Linked DNA regions of Homo sapiens: all the other regions are linked to region 5. The links are chromatin contacts, found by Hi-C or POLR2A ChIA-PET in ENCODE. All regions are on one chromosome and are shown on one strand. The core of a region is the stretch at or near the end of the contact, and the rest is flanking DNA. Distances in the headings are between cores, read along the strand shown.

Evidence for each region. A loop is a pair of places that touch in the nucleus more often than their neighbours do. ChIA-PET counts read pairs that join two places held with the same protein, here RNA polymerase II (POLR2A). Pooled maps may share reads with other maps.
Region 1: a map of naive thymus-derived CD4-positive, alpha-beta T cell shows a loop between it and region 5 (18-fold over the local background). The contact joins the promoter of DDIT3 here to the promoter of EIF4B in region 5. A Hi-C loop is called at or near these places in 1 of 168 maps with a recorded cell type or tissue (naive thymus-derived CD4-positive, alpha-beta T cell), 1 of 37 single-sample maps with no recorded cell type and 8 of 50 pooled maps.
Region 2: a loop to region 5 is called in a pooled map, with 16 times the contacts of the local background. The contact joins the promoter of TMBIM6 here to the promoter of EIF4B in region 5. A Hi-C loop is called at or near these places in 1 of 37 single-sample maps with no recorded cell type and 8 of 50 pooled maps. POLR2A ChIA-PET finds 5 or more read pairs at or near these places in 1 of 52 experiments (activated T-cell).
Region 3: a loop to region 5 is called in a map of CD8-positive, alpha-beta T cell, with 25 times the contacts of the local background. The contact joins the promoter of CCNT1 here to the promoter of EIF4B in region 5. A Hi-C loop is called at or near these places in 2 of 168 maps with a recorded cell type or tissue (B cell and CD8-positive, alpha-beta T cell) and 7 of 50 pooled maps.
Region 4: a pooled map shows a loop between it and region 5 (11-fold over the local background). The contact joins the promoter of BCDIN3D-AS1 here to the promoter of EIF4B in region 5. A Hi-C loop is called at or near these places in 7 of 50 pooled maps. POLR2A ChIA-PET finds 5 or more read pairs at or near these places in 3 of 52 experiments (BJ, GM10248 and OCI-LY7).
Region 6: a pooled map shows a loop between it and region 5 (13-fold over the local background). The contact joins the promoter of DDX23 here to the promoter of EIF4B in region 5. A Hi-C loop is called at or near these places in 5 of 50 pooled maps. POLR2A ChIA-PET finds 5 or more read pairs at or near these places in 3 of 52 experiments (AG04450, GM12878 and WTC11).

What each region holds. Positions count from the first base shown.
Region 1 is chr12:57,519,157-57,522,865 of GRCh38, reverse strand. DDIT3 (DNA damage inducible transcript 3) reads left to right here and starts at 2,352. Exons shown (of 4, transcript NM_004083.6): 1 at 2,352-2,448. LOC128125814 reads left to right here and starts at 2,386. Exons shown (of 2, transcript NM_001414991.1): 1 at 2,386-2,448. The coding sequence starts at 2,386. It overlaps MBD6 (methyl-CpG binding domain protein 6), which reads right to left and starts at 42. Exons shown (of 13, transcript NM_052897.4): 1 at 1-42. MIR616 (microRNA 616) reads left to right here and starts at 3,607; the gene lies at 3,607-3,703. RefSeq lists silencers at 1-210, 1,925-2,384 and enhancers at 634-1,594, 1,595-2,554, 1,381-2,580, 2,455-2,584, 2,555-3,516 and 4 more.
Region 2 is chr12:49,739,561-49,742,930 of GRCh38, reverse strand. It overlaps TMBIM6 (transmembrane BAX inhibitor motif containing 6), which reads right to left and starts at 1,374. Exons shown (of 10, transcript NM_003217.3): 1 at 1,320-1,374. RefSeq lists enhancers at 1,118-1,437, 1,058-1,749, 1,678-1,807.
Region 3 is chr12:48,715,123-48,718,706 of GRCh38, reverse strand. It overlaps CCNT1 (cyclin T1), which reads left to right and starts at 2,000. Exons shown (of 9, transcript NM_001240.4): 1 at 2,000-2,192. The coding sequence starts at 2,032. RefSeq lists enhancers at 1,246-1,485, 885-1,885, 1,956-2,235.
Region 4 is chr12:49,827,174-49,831,073 of GRCh38, reverse strand. BCDIN3D-AS1 (BCDIN3D antisense RNA 1) reads right to left here and starts at 2,531. Exons shown (of 3, transcript NR_027501.1): 1 at 2,330-2,531; 2 at 1,991-2,139. NCKAP5L (NCK associated protein 5 like) reads left to right here and starts at 2,661. Exons shown (of 13, transcript NM_001037806.4): 1 at 2,661-2,752. RefSeq lists enhancers at 1,630-2,208, 2,209-2,787, 3,203-3,252 and a silencer at 2,533-2,942.
Region 5 is chr12:53,004,115-53,007,785 of GRCh38, reverse strand. EIF4B (eukaryotic translation initiation factor 4B) reads right to left here and starts at 1,330. Exons shown (of 15, transcript NM_001417.7): 1 at 1,290-1,330. The coding sequence starts at 1,302. RefSeq lists enhancers at 472-1,215, 1,216-1,959.
Region 6 is chr12:48,850,036-48,853,537 of GRCh38, reverse strand. It overlaps DDX23 (DEAD-box helicase 23), which reads left to right and starts at 1,375. Exons shown (of 17, transcript NM_004818.3): 1 at 1,375-1,454. It overlaps LOC105369755 (a long non-coding RNA gene), which reads right to left and starts at 1,817. Exons shown (of 2, transcript XR_944925.3): 1 at 1,724-1,817; 2 at 989-1,488. RefSeq lists enhancers at 241-450, 1,330-1,519.

The DNA.
Region 1 (3,709 bases), core at 1,103-3,602, 4.5 Mb before region 5:
ATCACCGAGCGGCCTCCCGCGCATGCGCCATGGGGGCCAGGGGCAGCCCTGGGGATTCCGTTCCCAGAAGGCACTGCGCAGGCTGCTGCCGCTGCCGCCGCCGCCGTCGCTGCCGCAGCCGCCGCCGCAGGAGCCGCCGCCTCCGCCGCTGCCCGGACGGGAGAGGGGCGGGGCCGGGCCCCCGCCCAGCGGACAGCGACGAGCCAACTGGAGGGGCTGCAGTGCGCATGCGGGAGCGCGCCTACCCCTCCCCCACAACCCCCCATTAATCCCCAAGAGAACAAACACCCCACGCGGCCCCCCCGCCCTCCGCGGAAGGATCTGCGCCTCTTCCCAGGCCACTGGTGGCCAATCCCAGCCCTCCTCAGGGAGGGGCCCCTTCCAAAGCCACAGTCTGTTGCGGGAACCAGGAATGCCAGGTCCGGGAGGGGCCAGGCCCCGAAAGATGAAAGTCGCGACTTGCCCTGCCCCGCCCCAAAGGCTTCCCGGGTAGTGTGCTGGGACTTGACCCGCCTCCCCAGGTCAACATGTCACAACACGACCTCAGCCTGTCAAGTCACATGACCTCTGCCTGTCACTGACAACCTGGTCTGTCTTTAGGCCAGGGGAGACCATCTGGTCCACCCTCCACACTACCCCCATTTTCAGAGAGGAAATGGAGGTGTGGAGCAGCGGAGCAGCCTAACCAAAGACCTGTCATTGCCACACCACTCCAGTCACAACCGGCCTTGTGACAGTTTCTACTTAAACTCTGGCTGCCCCCATGAGGGTATGACAGGATATGTAACAGGCCACCACATGGCCTCTGTTTTCAAGGCACAAGAAAAATACTTTGCATTCTGGGTGGTGCGTTTTACTTTTGGTCAAGTTGCCTCCAAGTTCATGGTTCTCATTTTACCTTCACAACTTTTATCTTTAATTTACAAACAAGGACGGTAAGATCCCTTGGCAAGTGATGGGGAGTTGAGTCTAAAATCGCGGCTCCGGTCTCCCCAGTCCAGGGCAGTCCTGCGCTGAAGTGCACTCACACGTCCCGGGATGAGACTCCGCTGTAAATCTCGACCCGAACACCTAGGAGGCAGGCCTGTGCCGCGCTCCTCACACAGGGAGTCACAGGACTTGCTGTCTGGTACAGCAAGAGAGGGTCTTGGAGAAAGCCATAGGAGTACCGTGGGGGAAAATAGGTGGCCAAACAGAATCGGGTCCACTGGGCAAAATACATGACTTCTGGCAGGCTGAGGGCTTACCAACTACAAGGTAAAAGTCAAGGGCGCTGTTCTGAGAGAAGCGGAAAATGACTACCAAGGGATTCCAGTACCTCGGCCCCTTTTGGGAGATTTACGGGGCTAGAACAGGAGACCACCCCCGTTTTTTTGTTTGTTTGTTTTGTTTTTTGTTTTTGGTGAAACGTAGTCTCGCTCTGTCACCCAGGCTGGAGTGCAGTGGCGCGATCTCGGTCACTGCAACATCCGCCTCCAGGGTTCAAGCGATTCTTCTGCCTCTGCCTCCAGAGTAGCTGGGATTACAGGCGCGCATCACCACACCCGGCTAATTTTTGTATTTTTAGTAGAGACGGGGTTTCACCATGTTGGTCAGGCTGATCTCGAACTCCTGACCTCAAGTGATCCGCTCTCCTCAGCCTCCCAAAGTGCTGGGATTACAGGCGTAAGCCACTGAGCCCGGCCAGGAGACCTCTTTAAGAAGACTCGAGATGTCGACAATCCCAGTGGATGGATACCAACTTTAAAAAGAAAAGTTCAAAAGGCCTATGTGCCCATTAGCTGGGAGGGGCCAAGAAATATGGGAGTCCCTTATAGTGGGGGTAAAACGGCGGGTAAAGCTAGGTGGGCGGAACAGCAGCTTCTGGGGGAGACAAGCGGCAAAGAGGCTCACGACCGACTAGGGGCGACCAAGGCTGATAGCCGTTGGGGCCGTTGGGCGCCGGGAGCTGGCGCCCCGCCCTCTCTCCTCTCCCCCACCCTCCGCACCTCCCACCACCCTCGGTGTCCCCTGCGCGTGCGCGTGCAGACACCGGTTGCCAAACATTGCATCATCCCCGCCCCCCTTTCCTCCCCTCCCCCCCCGCTACACTCCCCTCCGCGCGCGCGCATGACTCACCCACCTCCTCCGTGAAGCCTCGTGACCCAAAGCCACTTCCGGGTCCGACACTACGTCGACCCCCTAGCGAGAGGGAGCGACGGGGGCGGTGCCGCGGGGCTCCTGAGTGGCGGATGCGAGGGACGGGGCGGGGCCAATGCCGGCGTGCCACTTTCTGATTGGTAGGTTTTGGGGTCCCGCCCCTGAGAGGAGGGCAAGGCCATGGTAAAAGATTACAGCCAGGCGCTCCCGAGGTCAGAGACTTAAGTCTAAGGCACTGAGCGTATCATGTTAAAGATGAGCGGGTGGCAGCGACAGAGCCAAAATCAGAGCTGGAACCTGAGGAGAGAGGCGAGTACTGATTCCCATCTACCTTTTACCCTCCCGTCTCCTCAAAGTTGGGGCGTCCGCTCTTTAGGATCGGCCTCACTCCTCCACAGTGAAGTTAGGGACCGTCCGAGAGAGGAATGGGGAGAGTCCCTTATTCTGGGGTGGTGCTTACAAACCCCTATTGCTTCGGACGACGGCGTCTCTCCACCCCTGCCCGGAGCCGGAACACGGGCCCTGCTCTGTGCTGCTGGGCAAAGGGACCTCGGTTGCCCTTGGGAAATTCATTCTTTCCCGTAGCCAACTTCAGGCCTCATCGTTAGGCCTGTCCGCGGGGAGGCAGGTCAGCAGGACACACCCCCGCTCTAAGACTGGGTGACCATCGCTCAGGCCGTTTCCGCCGCTTCGCCACCAGCGGGCCTTCTCCCTACCCCACCCCCAATTCTGTCTCAGTCTCAGTGCCTCTGGTGTCAGCATGGCCACCTTGGTAGCTGGGGCTACTGGACCCTGCAGCGGATAGGGGAACCTTGAGGAGACACAAGCCTTTGGGAGGGGTGCCGATGGACAGGGAGTGGTGTGTTTTCCTTTTGCCGTAGAGGTCTCTGGGCCTCCTGCACAAGAGAGCAGCCTGGATCTCTTAAGTGTAGGAGGCCATTTGGGGTCTCCCCAGGGTATTGTCCTTCCCTCGGGATTAGTCCCTGCCTCTTTAACCCGGTCCTGTCTCCCAGCTAATCTCTGTGTAACCATTGCATCAGGCCAGCCCCGTTTGGCTCTGCAGCCTTCTGACCTGAGGCTCTACTGCTGATGAAAGCCAAGTCCCACACACTGGAAGGCAAGGGAGGGTTCCCCAGGGAGGACAGCCCTGCAGAGAAATACTTCGGGCAATATTGCATCTCTAGCCCCTAGGGATCAGCAGCTGCCACTCTGCTTCTGCCCCTTCCCTATAAGAGAGACTGGGGGGAGTTTATCCATTCATTCTTAACAAATACTTAATGAGGACCTACTGTGTGCCACACAGTTTGGGGCTCAGGGTACATCCTTGAGCAAGAGGAAAAAATCATCTCAGTGGGAGGCCTACAGTAAACAAAATATAAGTGCCACGGAGAAAGCTAAAGCAGAGAAAGGAATGGAGAATGTTCAGGATGGAGGTCAGAGTGTTACATCAGGTGGTCAGGAATTACCTTAGGTAATTCCTCCACTCAAAACCCTTCAGTGACTTCCATGACATGAAATAGGAAGTCATTGGAGGGTTTGAGCAGAGGAATGACCTGTTTTAAAAGGCTCA
Region 2 (3,370 bases), core at 125-2,624, 3.3 Mb after region 5:
CAAACTATGGATCAAAAGTACAGATTGTATTTCTCAAGGGTTCAACTATTCTGTCCCTACTGGAGGAAAGTGGCGGCAGAGAATCTAAATGTCAACATATTCTTTAGGCCAGAACAAAAATATTAGACACAAAGAATAAGAAAACACCAAAGAGTGTAAATACAATAATTACAGAAAAAAGTGTGTATACGCAGGTCATAAGAAATGTGTTTATGCAATTCCGGTATCTTTCCAGAATTCAATTCTTAAACCACACATACAAAAGATAAACTGTAAATAAATATCAATAAGTAACTAGAAAAGTCCATTTGCCATTTATTTACCTTTGACCTTAAAATCCTTGTCTGTTTCAAGCACAGTCAGCCCTTCTACTGGGTTACACATTCACAAGTTGCTAGAACACAGTCTCAAGTTCATAGTGATTTTTGTTGTGGGGGTGGTCAATGAAAGGCTGATGACCCCAAGCAGCCCGGGCTGGCACCGGGTAGTAATTCTACACTCAGTAAATATACAAAGATACCAAAGCCTACTTGTTACCACAGGTCCAGCAAGTAGGCCCAAGATAAAAACTGCCCAACGACGCCCTTGCTGAGCAGACTTAGAAAGACGCCCACAAAACCTCAAGACCAAGCAAAGCAAAGCCACCTCACCTGCCCAAAGGTAACCAATCCGAAAAGAGCGGGGCCGCCCCGTGGGCCTGGAAGGCAGCCCCAGCCCCAGACTCCTCTCACTTCCCGCCTCTGCCGTTGGCTAAGTAACTGAGGAGCCTCGCGTGTCACAGAGGAGTGTGACATCACCCGCCCGCCAGGCCCTACCTCGAGTCTTGGCTCCGGGCCGCTCACCCAGGGTCAGCCCGACCAAAGGACCCGCCCGCAGCCGAACAGCAATCGGATGGGTGGAGTTTCGCGTTCCTTCACCTCGGAAGGACGTGCTCTGAATTCGAACGATCGAAGCTAGGCCAAGGGGCCCTGCGTCTACACTTAGTAGAGGAGAAGGAGCGGGAGAAAGGAAAAGGCGGGCTGAGAAGGGGCCTTCGCCAGCGCTCTGGGGCAGAATAGAGGCCTCGACACCCCCCAAAACCCCCGCAGACTCGCCTCCGCCCCACCCCCGCTTCAGCACTGTTGCGCACGCGCAGCACTAGTTCCCTAGCTTCCCTCCACACCCTGTTTTCCCGAGTCTGGTCTCCGAGCAGGGCCTCGTTCCTTCAGGGTGCCATCTGTCCGCAGAAGGAAGCTACTGCCACTCTTGCTCAGACAGTAACTGCTAACTCCCTTTCCATTTCTCACTCCCAGTTCGCCCAGTACTAGGTTCAGACGTACCTTCCTAACCCGCCTCTCCAAGGCCTACCAGCGCTTCTAACACCGGATGTGCTCTGACTCGCCCACTTCCGCTCCCGATCTTTTACCCGGCGTTCGCCTCTCGAGGGAAACCCCGCCCTGTGGTCCGCTTAAGACCAGTCCTCATTGGCCGTTGGCCGCACTCCTGCCTTTCCATTGGCTGTACGTGCATAAACAGCGGCTGCTTAGTTCAGAGGCCTGAGCTTGTCGATCAAGACTACTGGCCACCAACCGCCTCGAAGCAAAAGGTCTCCGCTTTCTTACCGTAGTAAGCCAGGGTCACGGTGCGCTGCTGCCTCTAGTGGAGAAAGTGAAAATGGGCCGGCCCCGCCCGGGACAGCCCGACGGCTTGTGAAGGGGTAGCGCTGCAGTCTTGGGATTCTGGCTTTAGTCTTGTCATGCAGTGTTAAAGGGGGAAAGCGATTCAGAGAACACATTAAAAAAAAAAAAAAAGCGCCCTCGCAAGGGGCGATTTACTGTGAAACTAGTGGAGCGTAAGCTTCAGAGCACCTTTGAAAACACTTCGATTTCTCTAGAGTATGCGAGAAGGAAATAGCAGGATTCCAGGAGGAAAACCAGAATTTAGGAAACCACTTTCTGGAAAGATAGAACAGTTCTTTTCAGTAAAGAATACAAATATCCAGGGTATGATTCTCAGTAGGCAAACCCAGGTATGCAATTAATAGAAGTTAATTTTCGGCTGGGCGTGGTGGCTTACGTCTGTAATCCCAGCACTTTGGGAGGCTGAGGTGGGCAGATCACTTGAGGCCAGGAGTTTGAGACCAGCCTGGCTAACATGGTAAAACCCCATCTCTATTAAAAATTTAAAAAATTAGCTGGGCGTGGTGGCGTGTGCCTGTAATCCCAACTACTCGGGAGGCTGAGGCAGGAGAATTGCTTGACCCTGGAGGTGAAGGTTGCAGTGAGCCGAGATGGTGCCACTGCACTCCAGCCTGGGAGACAGAGCGAGACCCCGTCTCAAAAAAACCAAAAAAGTTAATTTTCTATAATACAACCTAATTTTTGCTGTAGTGTAGCAGGACAAGCCGCAGACAAAACCCCTCAGACACCGAGTTAAAGCAGGAAGCGGTTTATTCCGCCAGGAGCATCGGCCAAGACTCCTGTCTCAAGAGCTGAGCTCCCTGAGTGAGCAATTCCTGTCCCTTTTAAGGCCTCACAACTCTAAAGGGATCCGCTTGAGAGGGTAGTGATCGATTGAGCAAGCATGCACCGGTAATTAGATCAGAACAGGACAGGGATTTTCACAGTGCTTTTCTATACAATGTCTGTAATCTATAGATAACATAACCGATTAGGTCAGGGGTCGATCTTTAACTACGAGGCCCAGGGTGTGGTGCCTGGCTGTCTGCTTGTGGATTTCATTTCTGCCTTTTAGTTTTTACTACTTCTTTCTTTGGAGGCAGAAATTGGGCATAAGACAATATGAGGGGTGGTCTCCTCCCTTATTCCCCCACTTTGAGACTCTCACTCATTTTATTAGTGGGAGTTCTCACCTTCATCTTCACTACCTATGTCTTCCTGCATGACAGATCGATAGTGATTTATGTAGTACACTTGTGCTGAAGCATTCTGGTGAACTAGAGTAGTGATGAAACCTTTTACCATTTGAATGAGTACAGATAGTAAATAAGGGATCAGTAAGCAGGCTATTACTACTATAATTTTTATTATAAGAGTTTTAAATCCTCCTAGCACTGGGAACCATTTTTAAACATAGCTTCAGGGTCAAATCCGTGTCACACTTGTACAGGCACATGTGCCAGTTTCGTCATGTCTTTAACTATATCTTCGACTACTTGCCTCTGATCATCTATGTGCAGGCAGCAATTGGTAAGGTTAAATTTTCCACAGACTTCTCCTCGAACTAAGATATTTACTCGACGATCCAGTCCAGCCCTGTCGATTCCTAAGGTCACACGCTCCCCTTTTTTTCCAGCGAGGATCAAGGGGATTGGTTATTACTAGCTCTAAGGGGTTACATTGTCCCTTAGTACAGGAAGAGCCATTTTTTC
Region 3 (3,584 bases), core at 751-3,250, 4.3 Mb after region 5:
TAATATTATCCAAATCTATCTAAAATTACCCATATTTAATCAAGGTAAACTGAATATGGTTCCAGAAAAGCAGGAATACAGCTTGCGTGAATGGAAAGATCAATGGAATTAGATTTAAGATCTACACTTATTAGTGGTGTAGTGAGGGCAAACTCCCAAAGCCTCAGTTTCTGTATTGTGGGTGTTTTGCACATTTATCTGACAAAGATTTATGGACTATTTACTAGGGCCAGGGCTTTACTAGGTAAGTGCCATACAAAAATGAAGGCATTGCTCTTGCCTTCAATTTCAATACAATGTAACAAATATTATAACAATAAGGGCTACTGAATATTTTCTAAGTACTAGGTACTATTATAAATACTTTTTACTCATTAAATCTTTACTCCCTTTCACTATCTAAAACATAGGTATTATCACAGAAAAGAGGCATAGAGAAGTTAACTATCTTGCCCAGCACCAAACAGTTATCAGAGGCTGGAGCTGGGATGTATCTTTTTTTTTTTTTTTTTTTTTGAGAAGGAGTCTCGCAATGTTGCCCAGGCTGGAGTGCAGTGGCGCGATTTCGGCCCACTGCAACTTCTGCCTCCCGGGTTCAAATGATTCTCCTGCCTCAGCCTCCCGAGTAGCTGGGAGTACAGGCGTGCGCCACCACGCCTGGCTAATTTTTGTATTTTCAGTAGAGATGAGGTTTCACCATGTTGGCCAGGCTGGTCTCGAACTCCCGACTTCAGGTGATCCACCCGCCTTGGCCTCCCAAAGTGCTGGGATTATAGGCTTGAGCCACCGCGCCCGGCAAAGGAGCTGGGAAATATTTTGACAGAGGGCAAGAACTTGCTAATCTGTGCAAGTGAGGGGTAGTGGTGGAGGCTTTCCACACTCAAGGGGCAGTTTTAGTTCACCCATTCGCAAACGTACTTAAAAATTACCTCTTAGAGTTGTGCTGAATAAATGAAACAGTATATTTAAGTCAGTATTGTGCCTGGGACATGTAAGCTCTTAATTAATGTTATTAATTTCATTTTATTCCTTTAAGTTGGATCACTGGCGAACAACGTGAGAATGTTTTCATGCCTTTGGCTACACATTAAAGCGACCTCTCCAAATGGGTTGTCGCATTTTACATTGCTACCAACAATGTAACAGCCTTCTAGTTGCTTTATGCTCCGATATACGAAAGAGCCCCACCATTTGATTCTGTTTTTCAGTTTCTGACAGCCTCACCTACTTTCTCTTTCAAGTTCATCTGCCACATTTTTACTTATTTTATTTTTTTGAGACGGAGTCTCGCTTTCTCACCCAGGCTGGAGGCTGGGGTGCAGTGGCGTGATCTCGGCTCACTGCGATCTCCGCCTCCCGGGTTCAAGCGATTCTCCTGCCTCAGCTTCCCGAGTAGCTGGGACTACAGGCGCGCGACACCACGCCGGCTAATTTTGTATTTTTAGTAGAGACGGGGGTTTCACCATATTGGCCAGGCTGGTCTCGAACTCCTGACCTCGTGATCCGCCCGCTTCGGGCTCCCAAAGTGCTGGGATTACAGGCGTGAACCACCGCGCCCGGCCCATCTGCCCCATTTTACATCACCACTGCCGTCACAAACAAAGTTCTCGTAAGAACCGCCAAGCGGCGCGTGGGCGGCCGCCCCATCCCACTATAATTGCGGCCTCGCAGCCTGACCCGGGGCGCCAACGCTCAATCCGGTTCTCGCGGGAAGATACACGGTTTTTAAGAAAGAACTTCTAACCCCACTCCACCGCCCAACGGTCACGTGACGCGCCTGCGTCCTCGCCTCAAGGTTTTTTCTGGTCGCATATTGGCTGTTAACTCGGCTACGGGGTGTAGCGAGGTGCATTCCGGAAGTAGGTCCTTTGACTTTTGCTTCCTCTACGGAGGCAAGTAACAACCCGGCGGTCGACGCTTAGCGGAAGTTCGTCAAGTCGCAGTTGCCCCCGCACAGCGGATGTGGGTCGCCTCTTAGGTGACGCTGGGAAGTGCCTGCAGCCTTCGCCGCTGCCTTCTGGTTGAAGCACTATGGAGGGAGAGAGGAAGAACAACAACAAACGGTGGTATTTCACTCGAGAACAGCTGGAAAATAGCCCATCCCGTCGTTTTGGCGTGGACCCAGATAAAGAACTTTCTTATCGCCAGCAGGCGGCCAATCTGCTTCAGGACATGGGGCAGCGTCTTAACGTGTATCCTTGTGGCCTAGGCCTTCGGCCTTGGAGTTGGTCCCGCCATGCTCTGGCGTCCGGGTCTCAGGCTCTGTGGGGGGGACGAAAGTGGGGAAGAAGGTGGGCAGAAGCTGGATGTCTAGTTGGGAGAGCCCACGATGGGGCGGGCTGAAACTCAGTTAGCGCTAGGGAAGCGAGGCAGAGTTGATTTCCCGCTCGCTCACCCGTGCCGCCAGCCTTGCTGGGAATTCGTATCCTTCCCGGCTTTGTGTTTTAACCAGCCCTTCCAACTCTGTCTTCATTGTGTTCTGATCTGCTCTGGTGACGTTAAGATTCTCATTTTCCGCTGTGCCCTAGGGGTCTAGGTCTGGCAGAGGTTTCTCTGTTGACGGCTGCCTCCCAAACCTAGTGTGTAAATTTCGAGAAATTCAGTACCTGAAAGTGTTATAAAGGGTGGACTAGAATTAATGCCTCAGCCTTGGTCCAAAATCCATTCCTCATCTACTAGCTGTTTAAGTGACCTCTCAAATTTTTGGCCGTCTTGTCTATAAAATGGGATAATACCTCTTGTGTTTGATTCTGTGTCCAGCACAGTGCTTTGCATTCAGATGCTCAGTTAGTAGCTACTGTTTTATAGAATTTCAGAGGAAAGATGTTAGTTTACGTTTGTAGGGGATACCCACGAATCTAATGTTTTAAATAGTTTACAAAATACCGGGTCCTTAACTTACTTAGAGTGATGATATGTATTTCATTTTCAAAAATGAGGTAACGGCTGGATGCGGTGGCTCACGCCTGTAATCTCTGCACTTTGGGAGGCCGAGGCGGGTGGATCACCTGAGGTCAGGAGTTCGAGACCAGCCTGGCCAACATGATTAAACCCCTGTCTCTACTAAAAATACAAAAAATTACCCCGGCGTAGTGGCGGGCAGCTGTAATCCCAGCTAGTCAGGAGGCCGACGCAGGAAAATCGCTTGAACCCGGGAGGCGGAGGTTGCAGTTAGCCGAGATGGCGCCACTGCACTCCAGCTTGGGCAACAATAGTGAAACTCCGTCTCAGAAAAAAAAAATTAAAAAAAAAATGAGGTAACCTCTCCCACATATTTTTGTTTGTTAGGAAATACACTTATTTTATGGTGGAGAAAACTAGTATAGTTTTAAATTTCTTTCCACTCTGCGTGTGAAAATTTTCTTGGGTGCAGCTTCTATTTAAATGTGTGGCTGACAGTAATGTGTGTATCTTAAGGGTGTGTTCATCTCAAAATGGGTGTCTGTTTTATCGCCAGTTTGTTTCCTGCTGATGTCCAGGTTTGTTTCCTAAGCATCCTGTCAGTATGGAGTTAAATCTTTTTGTTCGAAATTCTATTTCAGTGCATCCTTAAAATGCTTTCCTTTTTGTATGTGTGTTGTCAT
Region 4 (3,900 bases), core at 1,282-3,781, 3.2 Mb after region 5:
TAATCTCAGCTACTTGGGAGGGTGAGGCAGGAGAATTGCTTGAGAATTGCAAGAGGCAAGAGAATTGCCTCTTGGAAGGCAGACCTTGCAGTGAGCCGAGATTGTGCTGCTACACTCCAGTCTGGGTGACAGAGCAAGACTCTGTCTCAAAAAAAAAAAAAAAAAAAAGGAAAGTAAATTATCATCTTGATGTTCTGTTTACTTCCAATAATTCAGTTATTTGGAAACATCCAAAAGTAGTTAGAAATGCCTGGCAGACTTTTAAGGTTTTCTACCTCAAGGCAGAATTAGGAATACAAGGCAATATTAGGAATACAACAGGTACATGGAGTTTTATTGGACTTTCAAGCCCTTTGAGGAAAGGACCATGTCTACTTTTTGTTGTAATCCCAGAACTAGCCCACTGATCCCTATTCAATGTTAGATGATTGAATAAGAATTCACAATGCTGTAGGCTTCCGAAGATGCCACTATCATCAAGAAATAAGGTGAAAAGGAGAAATGAAAACATGTCTATGAAAATATTTGCACCAGAATGTTAATAGCAGCCATATTCATCATAACCCCAACTGGAAATACCCAAATATCCATCAATTGAAGAATGGATAAACACATTGTGATATATTCATGCAATGGAATAATACTCAGCAATAAAAAAGAACAGATTACTGATACACATGGATGGATCTCAAAAACATTACTAAGCTAAAGGATACAGACACAAGTACATACTGTAAAGCTCCATATATGTGAAATACAAATGCAGACAAATCTATGGTGCTATAATTCAGGAAGTTGCCAGGGGAGGGTGGTGGTGGGTGTGGGGTGATCAACTATAAAGGGGCATGAGGGAACTTTATAGGGTGGTGGTTCAGTATCTTGTTTTGGGTGTTAATTACATAGGTGTATATTTTGAAATTCACCAAACAAAGCACCTAAGATGTGTGCATTTTATTGCACGTTAAGAATAATTTAAGGGCCGGGCATGGTGGCTCACATCTATAATCCTAGCACTTTGGGAGGCCGAGGTGGGCAAATCACCTGAGGTCAGGAGTTCGAGACCAGCCTGGCCAACATGGTGAAGCCTCCGTCTCTACTAAAAATACAAAAATTAGCCAGGTGTGGTGGTGCACTCTTATAATACCAGCTACTTGGGAGGCTGAGGCAGGAGAATCACCTGAAATCAGGAGGTGGAGGTTGCAGTGAGCAGAGATTGTGCCACTGCACTCCGTCCAACCTGGGACAGAGTGAGACTCCATCTCAGAGAAAAGAAAAGAATAAAATATTTTTTAAGCAAAAAAATGAGAAAGCTGGTGGGGGTACCCATCAAGACATCTTTTAGGTTCCAGTAATAGCTGTCCTTGGGCACTCTTTTCATCAAACTACCTCTATGCTCAAGAACCCAAAATGACTTCTTTATCTTATGTCTTGTCACATCCATATCCTTATTCTGCTCTCCTCCATAAGAAACCTCCTCCATTAATTTCTCCCACTTCCCAACGTACCACGGTGATCTGCTCACGGTCCCACGCAGATAATTTGCTCTTTCCTATCTGAATCTCCTTGTGGCCTTTACCCTGCCTGGACCCTACTCAAGCTCTCTCTGCCCTTCAAATTCCGTATTTAAATAAACCTCCTTCAGAAAAGAACTCTTAATCCTAGCCAATCTGAGCACCCTAACTTGCCTTACTTTTTATGTTCCTTTATTGGACTAATATGATACTCTAAGCTGCATCCTTTGTATACTCGCAACAAAAGAAATTTTAATGAAGTAGGCGGAGACTGTACCTAGGGATTCCTTCGTATTTCCCTGCAGAACCCAGGTGAGAACCTACATTTCTGGGGCAGTCACTACAATGCAGGCTGTGAGGGTTATACGGTATTTAGGCAAGGGCAAATAGGTGTTTAATTAAGGACTAATGGGAATGATATTGAAGCTCTGAGGCTCTGCAGGGGCCTGGATGGGCTGTTTGCTTTTCCTCATCCTCACCGAGATAGCAAGTGGTTGAGAACAAGGTTGCATCCTTTTTCTGCCCAGCCTTCCCCGCAAACCAGTGAGGAAACGACCAGCACTGCCGTCTGATGAGAGGAGCCTGTTGCTGTAACTGTTTTCCAGATTACTGGGGGGACGACCCCATCCTGGAGAAGGAAGAGAGAGGCGGGAGCATTTAAGGCCAAAGAGGCACTCAAGCCTTTCCCCCATGGATTTACACCCAACACGTATGCAGAAAAGCAAATTACAAACACCGACGCTCACAACCACACATACACGTGCACGCCCAGCCCCACAGAAGCAAACGCGCATGCCTGTGGGCCCGCGCGCACCTACTTAGTTTTCTCTGTTCTAGACGCCCTCATTCCACCCCCGCTCGGCCCAGCCCGGCGTCCTCTACCCAGGCACGGCTGAGGTTTACCAAGCCCGGCCCGGCCTGGAGAAAGTGTTTCTATAAGGGGGAAGGGAGGTCCTTCCCACCAAAGCGGAAGCGGCGCGCGCCGGCCGGGCAGACTTAGCTCGCGTCCTGGGAACATCTGGAGGGGGCTGGGAGGGGCGCGCATCCAGGCTGAACGTGGATTGGCTGCTAGGGAGGAGGGAGGCGGGGTCAGGGCCAGGGGCGGGGCTCCCCGGCCCCTTTAAAGCCTTGACATCAGGAGGCGGCTCCGGCACCCCCCTTTCTCTGCCCCCCGCCCCCAAGCCGCGGCCATGGACCTGGCGGATCCGGCCTGCCCTGGCCCAGCTCAACACCTGATTTCGGTGAGTTCTGGGTCTACTTGGGATTGAAAGGGCGGCGAGTGCGGGGGGGCGATCTGTAGCTCCGGGCCGGGGGGAGTGGGGTGTGGAGGGTAAGGCTCTCGTGGCAGTACAGAGTCGGAGAGGGCGTCGCGGCTTCCTGCCCAAACCCTGCTGCCCGCCCCTCCGTCCCTCCCTCCAGCCGCACCCTCCTCGGGGGTCCGGCTGCGACTCTGTGCACCCCCACCCCACCCCCTCCCGCCCCCCGCGCCATCCTCGCGCACACTCCGTGGCCCCGGAAGGGAAACTTTCGGGAGTGGGGGATGTTCCGGGGGCCGGGCTCCCCTCCCTCTTTGAAAGCACTGACCTTGCCCCAGCTGCTCACCCCACCCAACCCGCATCCCACCGTCCGGGTGCCGCTTAGCGGTGCCGGGTTATTGCGGGGGGAGGGGCTCTCTCCCCAAAGCGCAGGCGCGGAGACGAGCCTGGGGCTCCCTTTCGCACTCCTTCCCATTCCCCGTGGCCTGGGGCGGTAGGGCCTGGGGAAGGCGGGGAGAGGCGGAAAGACCGGGTCTCCTAGAGAACAGCCCCTTCAAAGGCTTTGAGGGGCTGCGGGAAGGAGGAAGGACCTGGTGGGCTGCACGCTGAAGAGAAGCTAAGGGAGGGAGAAGGGTTGGTTGGGCAGGGAGCAGGGACAGGGCAGCGTCTGCAGAAAAGGCCCTCTGGGTGCTGGCTGCGGTGCCAGAAGAATGCAGAGAATTCATCTGTGCCCGACGCTTCCCTGGCTTAGCCCAACTAAGAAAGCGGCTGCCCGGATCCTAGCTCCCCTCTCCCTGTCCTGGGCCCAAGGTCCCGCGTTATCTCCAGTCCTGGCACGGCCCCAAGGGCACAGAGGGCCCTCACCTCCCACAGGCCTGGTTTTCCAGGCATCCCAGGGCTGGATCAGCTGAGTCCACTTAGTCTGTCCAGCTGCTACTTCTTAAAGGCCTGCCTTGCTGAGGAGCTGGGGGTCTTGGGCTAAGGAGTTCTCTGGCTGTAGAGGCAATCCCTCCCTCCCACTTCTCCGCGTCTGTCATGGGTCCTCCTTCTTAAGCACAATGGTCAGCCAGAGGAAGTGGCCCGGGCAGGGGTGGCCTGGGGAGCAGTAGAAAGAGTGTCAATGCCTTACCGTT
Region 5 (3,671 bases), core at 81-2,580:
CAAATTTCTCAACATTTTCCAAAGCCAACCAAAACCCTTAGCTTCTTTGTAATAGAGACGATGAATTACTAGGTAAGAAATGAGCACCCAGAGATAGAAGTTCAAATAATGTTTTGAAGAATGCAAGGTCATGCCAGAGAAAACAAACTATATTCCTCAAACTAAAATCAATGCTACAAGATGTTGGGTCATCACTGCTTTTATAAGCCCATTAGAAATGTAATTAGACTTGCAAGGCACTGATACTCCCCTCCAAGGTTGTCTAAAGAAGTAAGCAACTCCAGCCATTAGTAAGCACTATTTTAAAAGTACCTGCTGGTAGTTGCACAGTTACCTTAAAAAAAAAAAAAAAAAAAAAAAAAAAAGGCTGAAATCTACCATTGGAGCTATCCAAATTCAACCAACATGGAAGCGCCGGAAGCGAAACCTGATCCTGGCATATAGCTGCGCTGAGTAAAAAATGCCTCCAATTGAGTATGAGAAAAAAGCCTAGAAGGAAATCTAGGTGCACACCGGTGCTTCTCCAACACGTGGGCGCACCTAACTGGATTCCCCACCCCCATCTAACGCCAATAGCACCAACCTCCAAGGCTAACACACACACCCTTAGAAGAATACAGGCACAGGGCCCACACTCTAGAAAGGGAAGAGACAACCTAAAAGGACATAAGTGCGCAACACAGGCGCGTTAAAAAGCTTCCCATCTGGGTTCTAGCGCACGCATTGAAGGCGCGCCCGTCTCTACTACCCTCGTGTCTCCTACCGCGCACGCGCACCGCTGCCTTCCCCCGCCCCTCCACCAACTCGCGCTCGCGTTCCAACTGCTCCCCCCCACCACACTTACTCCCCTACCCCCCACTCCGGTCCGCTACAGCCTCGCGCCTTGGAGACGTAGTCTAATGTGCACTCGTCCGCGCAGCAACCGCCTCCTTCCTTCCTCCACGCCTTCACGCGGGCACGGTGATTCACGTCTACGAAAAGGCCTCGCACCACCCGCACACCTTTCTGCGCCTCCTTCCCCAATTCAAGCCAGAGTCTACCATTACTGCCTATTCCAATCTCGCGCAGAAAGGGTGAAAAGAGTGTGAGGGGGAGGGGAAGGTGTCCTTCCCCTCCCCCCCAAACATCCAGAGGCAGTAACCTAACAGGGCCACGCCGCCAGCCTGCCGCAGCCCTCAATTCAGAAAGGAACCAGTGCCAGCAATTCCCCGACTTCAGGAAATCAGTGGATCACGCTCGGAGGGGGGTTTCAGAGCCCAGTCCTTGGCCGCGCTCGGCTGCTCGCTCACCTGAGGCCGCCATGTTGGGAGAGGGAAAGAGAACGCAAAAGACCCGGATGAGGCAATCACGTGATTATAGCGGGCGCGTCGAGCTAGGAGACGCGAAGCTGGGAGGGGGCGGGGAGGTGAGGACGGAGACAGGAGGCGGGGCGGCGCTGCTCTAGGTTCGTAAAGCTGCGCGGCGAGGTGGCACGCCGTCCGACGGGAAGACATGCGCGACATGTGGCCAAAGGGGCGGGGCCTGGGTTGTCGCGAAACCCCTCACGCTTTACGTAGGGCTACACGCGAGCGCGGGGCTGGAGCTGAGTCCTGGCCGGCCTCCTGACGCACAGACTTCCTGCCGGAAGAGTGGCGGGAAGGGCGGGGCTTCGCTGCTGCTTCTGCTTACTCTGCACGGAGCCGGTGATGGGTGTGGCGAAATGGATGTGCTGAAAGGGAAGATTCTGAGTTTAATGTACTTTTTTGAGACGGAGTTTCGCTCCTGTTGTCCGGGCTGGAGTGCAATGGCGTGCGCGACCTCGGCTCATTGCAACCCCCGCCTCTCGGGTTCAGGCGATTCACCTGCCTCAGCCTCTGGAGTAGCTGGGATTACAGGCGCCCACCACCATTCGCTGCTAGTTTTTTGTATTTTTAGTAGAAACGGGATATTTCACCATATTGGCCATGCTGGTCTTGAACTCCTGGTCTCAGGCTATCCACCCGCCTCGGCCTCCCAAAGTGCTGGATTATAGGCGTGAGCCACCGCGCCCGGCCTAGTTTTTAAAAGCCACATCAGAAATCACTGATTTTATTTTTATTTATTTTTATTTTTTGAGACGGGGTCTCGCCCTGTCTCCCAAGCTGGAGTGCAGTGGCGCGATCTCGGCTCACTGCAGCCTCAACCTCCGGGGCTCAAGCAGTTCTTCCACCTCAGCCTCCTGAGTAGCTGGGACCACAGGCGAGTGCCTCCAGGACCAGCTAATTAAAAAAAAGTCTTTGTGTGGAGACAGAGTGGCGGGCTTGGGGGGGGCGGTGTGTCTCCCTGTGTCGCCTGGGCTGGTCTCGAACTCCTGGACTCAAGCATTCCTCCCTCCGAGGCCTCCCACAGTGCCGGGATTACAGGCATCAACCACTGTTTGTTTTCAAATTACTTTTTGTAAAGGCAAAACAAATCGAACGTCTTGTGTAAGAATGGTTTTAATGAGGCATATTTAGACGGAATAAGAAGGTAACAAATGCTGAACACTTAATTGTCATGGGCTTTTACCTCATTTAATGGTCCAATTTGCTGACTAGGTTTAGTCCAACTTAGGCCTTTAGGATTTCTGAGACTAGGGCTATTCATGCTTCCCCTAGCTGATGTTCCATTTCATTCATTAAATGAAAATTTTTGTTTCCCACCGTGTGCCAGGCACAGACACTTGCGGGTACAACATGGAATAGAACTGTCCCAAAAGAGGTTATATTCTAGTGGGGGAAGGACAGATAATAAGCAACTAATAAAATATTACAACAAGTATTCTGTGAGTAATTAAAACAAGGTGGTGTAATAAGTTATTAGGTGCAACTTTAGATTGCCTGTCAGAGTAGACCTCTGAGGAAGTGACATTCAGACAGAGGTCTAAATTACAAGCTGCCATCCCTGGGAATGTCTTCTGAAGAGGTTTAGGAGAAGACAGGATGCGCAGTTGGGTTTGCTGCAATATGGTGAGGGCAGGGGAGGGAGGAGTGGTACAGGATGAATCTTGAGAGAGAGGGGCTGGATCATGTGAGGCTGATCATGTGAGGGGATTGGGAAAGTGTGGAATGATTTAAGGCAGAGAAATGTCATGAGTTGAAATAAAATTTTAAAAAGGATTACTTAGTATCCTGATGTGAGTGGTGGTTACATGGGTGTATATCTAGAATTCGTATACTTAAGATTTGTGAATACTTAAGATTTGTGTACTTTATGTAAGTCACGCGTTAATTAGAAAAAAAGAGATTACTCAGGCTACTGAATGGAGAGTGCAATTGTCAGAGGTGTTTGAACCGGAGCAACTCCTTGAATAGGGCTGGGTAAAATAAGTCTGAGACCTACTGGGCTGCATTCCCAGAATGTTAGGCATTCTTAATCACAGGATGAGACAGGAGGTCAACACAAGTTATAGGTCACAAAGACCTTGCTCATAAAACAGCATGCAGTAAAGAAGCCAGCCAAATCCCATCAAAACCAAGATGGCGACTAAATTGACCTCTCCTCACTGCTTATTATATGCTAAATATAATTCGTTAGCATGGTAAAAGATACTCCCACCAGGACATGACAGTTTACAGATGCCATGGCAATGTGAGGAAGGGGGAGGAACCCTCAGTTCGGGAATCGCCCTCCTCTTTCCAGGGAAAACATGAATAATCCACCCCGTGTTTCCC
Region 6 (3,502 bases), core at 126-2,625, 4.2 Mb after region 5:
GCTGAGCACTTAGAAGATTCTCAATAAAAAGTGGCTGCAGTTTTTGAAGATTCTGGCCTACCATGGTTGGTCTGATTCTTAGTTTAATCTGTGAATCTGTGAGTCGAGCGCCCTCTCGTGCTTTTGTGGTGAATTACACCTAACAGATCTCAGAGCTCTCTTCTTTCCCTTGCGTTCTCTCTGGAGTAGAAGCTGGGAGGTGAAAGGCTGCAGGTTCTAAGAGAAGTGTGTGTCTCCGAGGGTTACTTTGGGCCATTGTACGTGATGCTCAGGGCTTTAGGATTACTTGGGTCTATCCTGAGGCTCTGCTTGAGAGCTTGGGCATATTCAGAGAGAAAAGGCAGACCTACAGCCATGTGGAATTGAAGCAACAAACCTGCTGCTGGCAAAATGGGAAGGGAGGTCCGAGATACTTCTGGTTATCTAAACCGTTTCCGCAACTGCAATGTTTTGTTTTGTTTTGAGGGAAAGAGTTATGAACCCATAAGACCAAAGAGAAACACAAAGTGAACTTACGATTTGAGGTTAAAACAACAACAACAACATCAACAACAACAACAACAGCAACAACAAAACTCAGTGGAAGACTGAAGTAGGGGAATCTGGGGGAAGAAAGAAGCAAAAATACCAAGATAGCTCAACAATTGGTCACATTCCAAAGGGCAAGAAATTGAGGAAACCAGGGTTCCATCTGGAATGTTGAGAAAACAGGTGCTAGAGCCCAGGAGATACCATCCTTCCGGGAGGACTTTAGAGCCCATTGTGTGGGCTCATTTGGAGCTGTAACAATAACTGGGGGTTGTTATGGCATTCACCCGGCTGCAGGGGCCAAGGTTGCTAAAACGTCCTCCTAAGCCTGGGATAGTTCCACACACAATGGAGAACTGCATCACCCTCCTTGTGAACCTACTCCGGTAACCTGATCTTTAGTTTGTCCAACTGTAAAATGGGGCTAGCCCCATTCTCACAGAATTATTATAAAAACCGCTTTTCCACGAATGGTATTTATTGTTACTGCGGTTGTTAGCTATAATTACGTACTACAGATATCTCAGGAAGCCCTTAAATTCCTCCACTGTAAGCCACGGGCAAGGACAGTCATAGACCGTAGTTTCTAGGAAGACCAGCCGATTCCAAGAAGGGTGCTCGGCGGGAGAACCTAATGCCGAAAGCCTATTGGCGAAAAACTCTTCCTTCCCGGACGCTAACGTCTGGCAAACCACATTGCCCGGCAGACCCCGCAGCCTGGGGCCGGCGCTCAAGTCATGCATTCTGGGATTGGTAGTTTCCAGGCCTCAGTGTCGGCCTGTGCCGCCCAGCTCCAGGAACTCGCCTTCCCAGCTTGCCTCGCGGCCGGGGGGGTGGGGGGTGTTCATCTCCGCGACCAGGAAACGGGAAAGATGGCGACGGCTCCGCGACGTTGAGGCCGCGTTGGGCGGTTCAGACTCAGGGTGGTGAGTCCCGGGCGGTGGAGGCGGTTCCCACGAGCTTACAGAAAGGGCTAGAGTCAGGGCACGGCGGTGGCCCCTGCCTCCTGGATGAGGCGGGAAAGAACGCCTCAGAGAAGGGGCATGAACCCGGGAAGCTCGGGCGGGCTGGAGTGAAGGGGCGCGGGCCCCAGGGGTAGTGTTGGCTCCTCCGGGCACAGGCCACGTCCCTGCACGATATTTTCCTCCCAGGACTCTGCCTATGGGCACAGCGCCTCTGATACCCCCAGTCTGACCTTATTCTTTCATGCTTAAAGTAGCCTTTGGTGCAGCCAAACTGGAACTCTGGCTTTTCTCTCGCAGTCAGTCCATGTTTTCCCGCCTCTGCGCCGGCCGTATTATTTCTTTTGCCGGGAATGACTTCTTTTCCGCGTCCTTAATTACATATCTTAAAATTCTACTTATACTTAAAAGCTCAAGCGTCACTTCCTCTTCCAAGCCTTCCACATCACCTTTTACAAGTGAAAGGAAACGCCTTTGAACACCTGTATTACTACATCTGAGCCTTGATACTCTTCTTGGTATGTGTCTCATACCCCCTATTGTTCTTTTTTTTCTTTTCTTTTCTTTTTTTTTTTGAGACGGAGTCTCGCTCTGTCGCCTAGGCTGGAGTGCAATGGCACGATCTTGGTTCTCTGCAACCTCCGCCTCCCGGGTTCAAGCGATTCTCCTGTCTCAGCCTCCCGAGTAGCTGTGATTACAGGCGCACGCCGCCACGCCCGGCTAATTTTTTGTATTTTTAGTAGAGACGGGGTTTCACCGTGTTCCCCAGGCTGGTCTCGAACTCCTGAGCTCAGGCAATCCACCTGTCTCGGCCTCTTAAAGTGTTAGGATTACATGCGTGAGCCACCGCGTCCGACCTCATAACCCTGTTGTTCTAAACACTTCCTGTGAACAGAATTTATTTTTGTAACTCACATAGCACCTAGCACTGTGCCTTGCGTACAGTAGATGCTTGTTAAATACGTCATTGAGTGAAAAAAAAGAATGTGCCCCTGCCCTGCAAGAACTGAGGACCTGAAGATCTGGAGGTTTGAGAGGAAGGCTGCTGGGAAGCATGGCCAGAGTCAGCCTGGTTATTTGGCCCTTGTGATAATAGAACCTGTAATAAAAGTTGCCTGTATTTACTGTCTTCTTCTCATTTTTCATTCTCTTCCAAACTCATTCCACTCAGGCTTCCATTCCCGCAATGCAACTGAAACAGCTCTTGTCAAGGTCACCAATAATCTCCATTTTTCCAAATTCAGTGGTTACTTCCCTGTCCCTTATTCCCTCTCCACTTCGGTGGTACTTGACACAGTTGACCCCTCCCTCCTTGAAACATGTTTTTGGCTTCTTCGTTGCCATGCTTTTCTTTGTCTTTTCTCACTGGCTGCTAGTTCTTTTCAGTCTTTTTCTCTGGTTCATCCCGTGGCTAACTCCTGTTAAAGTGTTCCAGAGCTCAATTCTGGAGCTTCTTCTCTATTTTTTTTCTTTCACTATGCTGCCTACTTAGGTAATATCATTTAGTGTCCCATGGCTTTAAAAGCTATCTGTGTATTGGTGACTCAAGTTTTTGTCTACAGACCCTCTCCCCTAAGTTCAGATTTGCATTTCTCTTTGCCTTCTGGGAATCTCCACAGATATTCTCACACTCAACCTGGCCAAAATGAAACGTTTGATTTCCTCTTAAATCTGTTCGTTCCCTAGTCTTCTCCAGTTTGTTTGCTATGGCACCACAAACTATTAGGTTGCTGAAACTATAAATTTAGGAGCTATCTTTGTGTCTGCTCTTTCTGCTTCTTCCTTAGTAAGTCCTGTTAGCTTTGCCTCCAAAATATACTCTGACGCTGCCTACTTCTTTCCATCTCCATCGCCACGTTCCTAGAACAAGCCACTGCCATCTCTTGCCTAGAGTACCATAATAGCACTCTCAGTGGTTGTGTTTTCACTCTGTCTCTCTGCTATATATTTTCTTGCAAGTCACCAAAGTATTAGATTGCTTCCTGTTTAAAGCTCTTCTAAGATCCCCATTG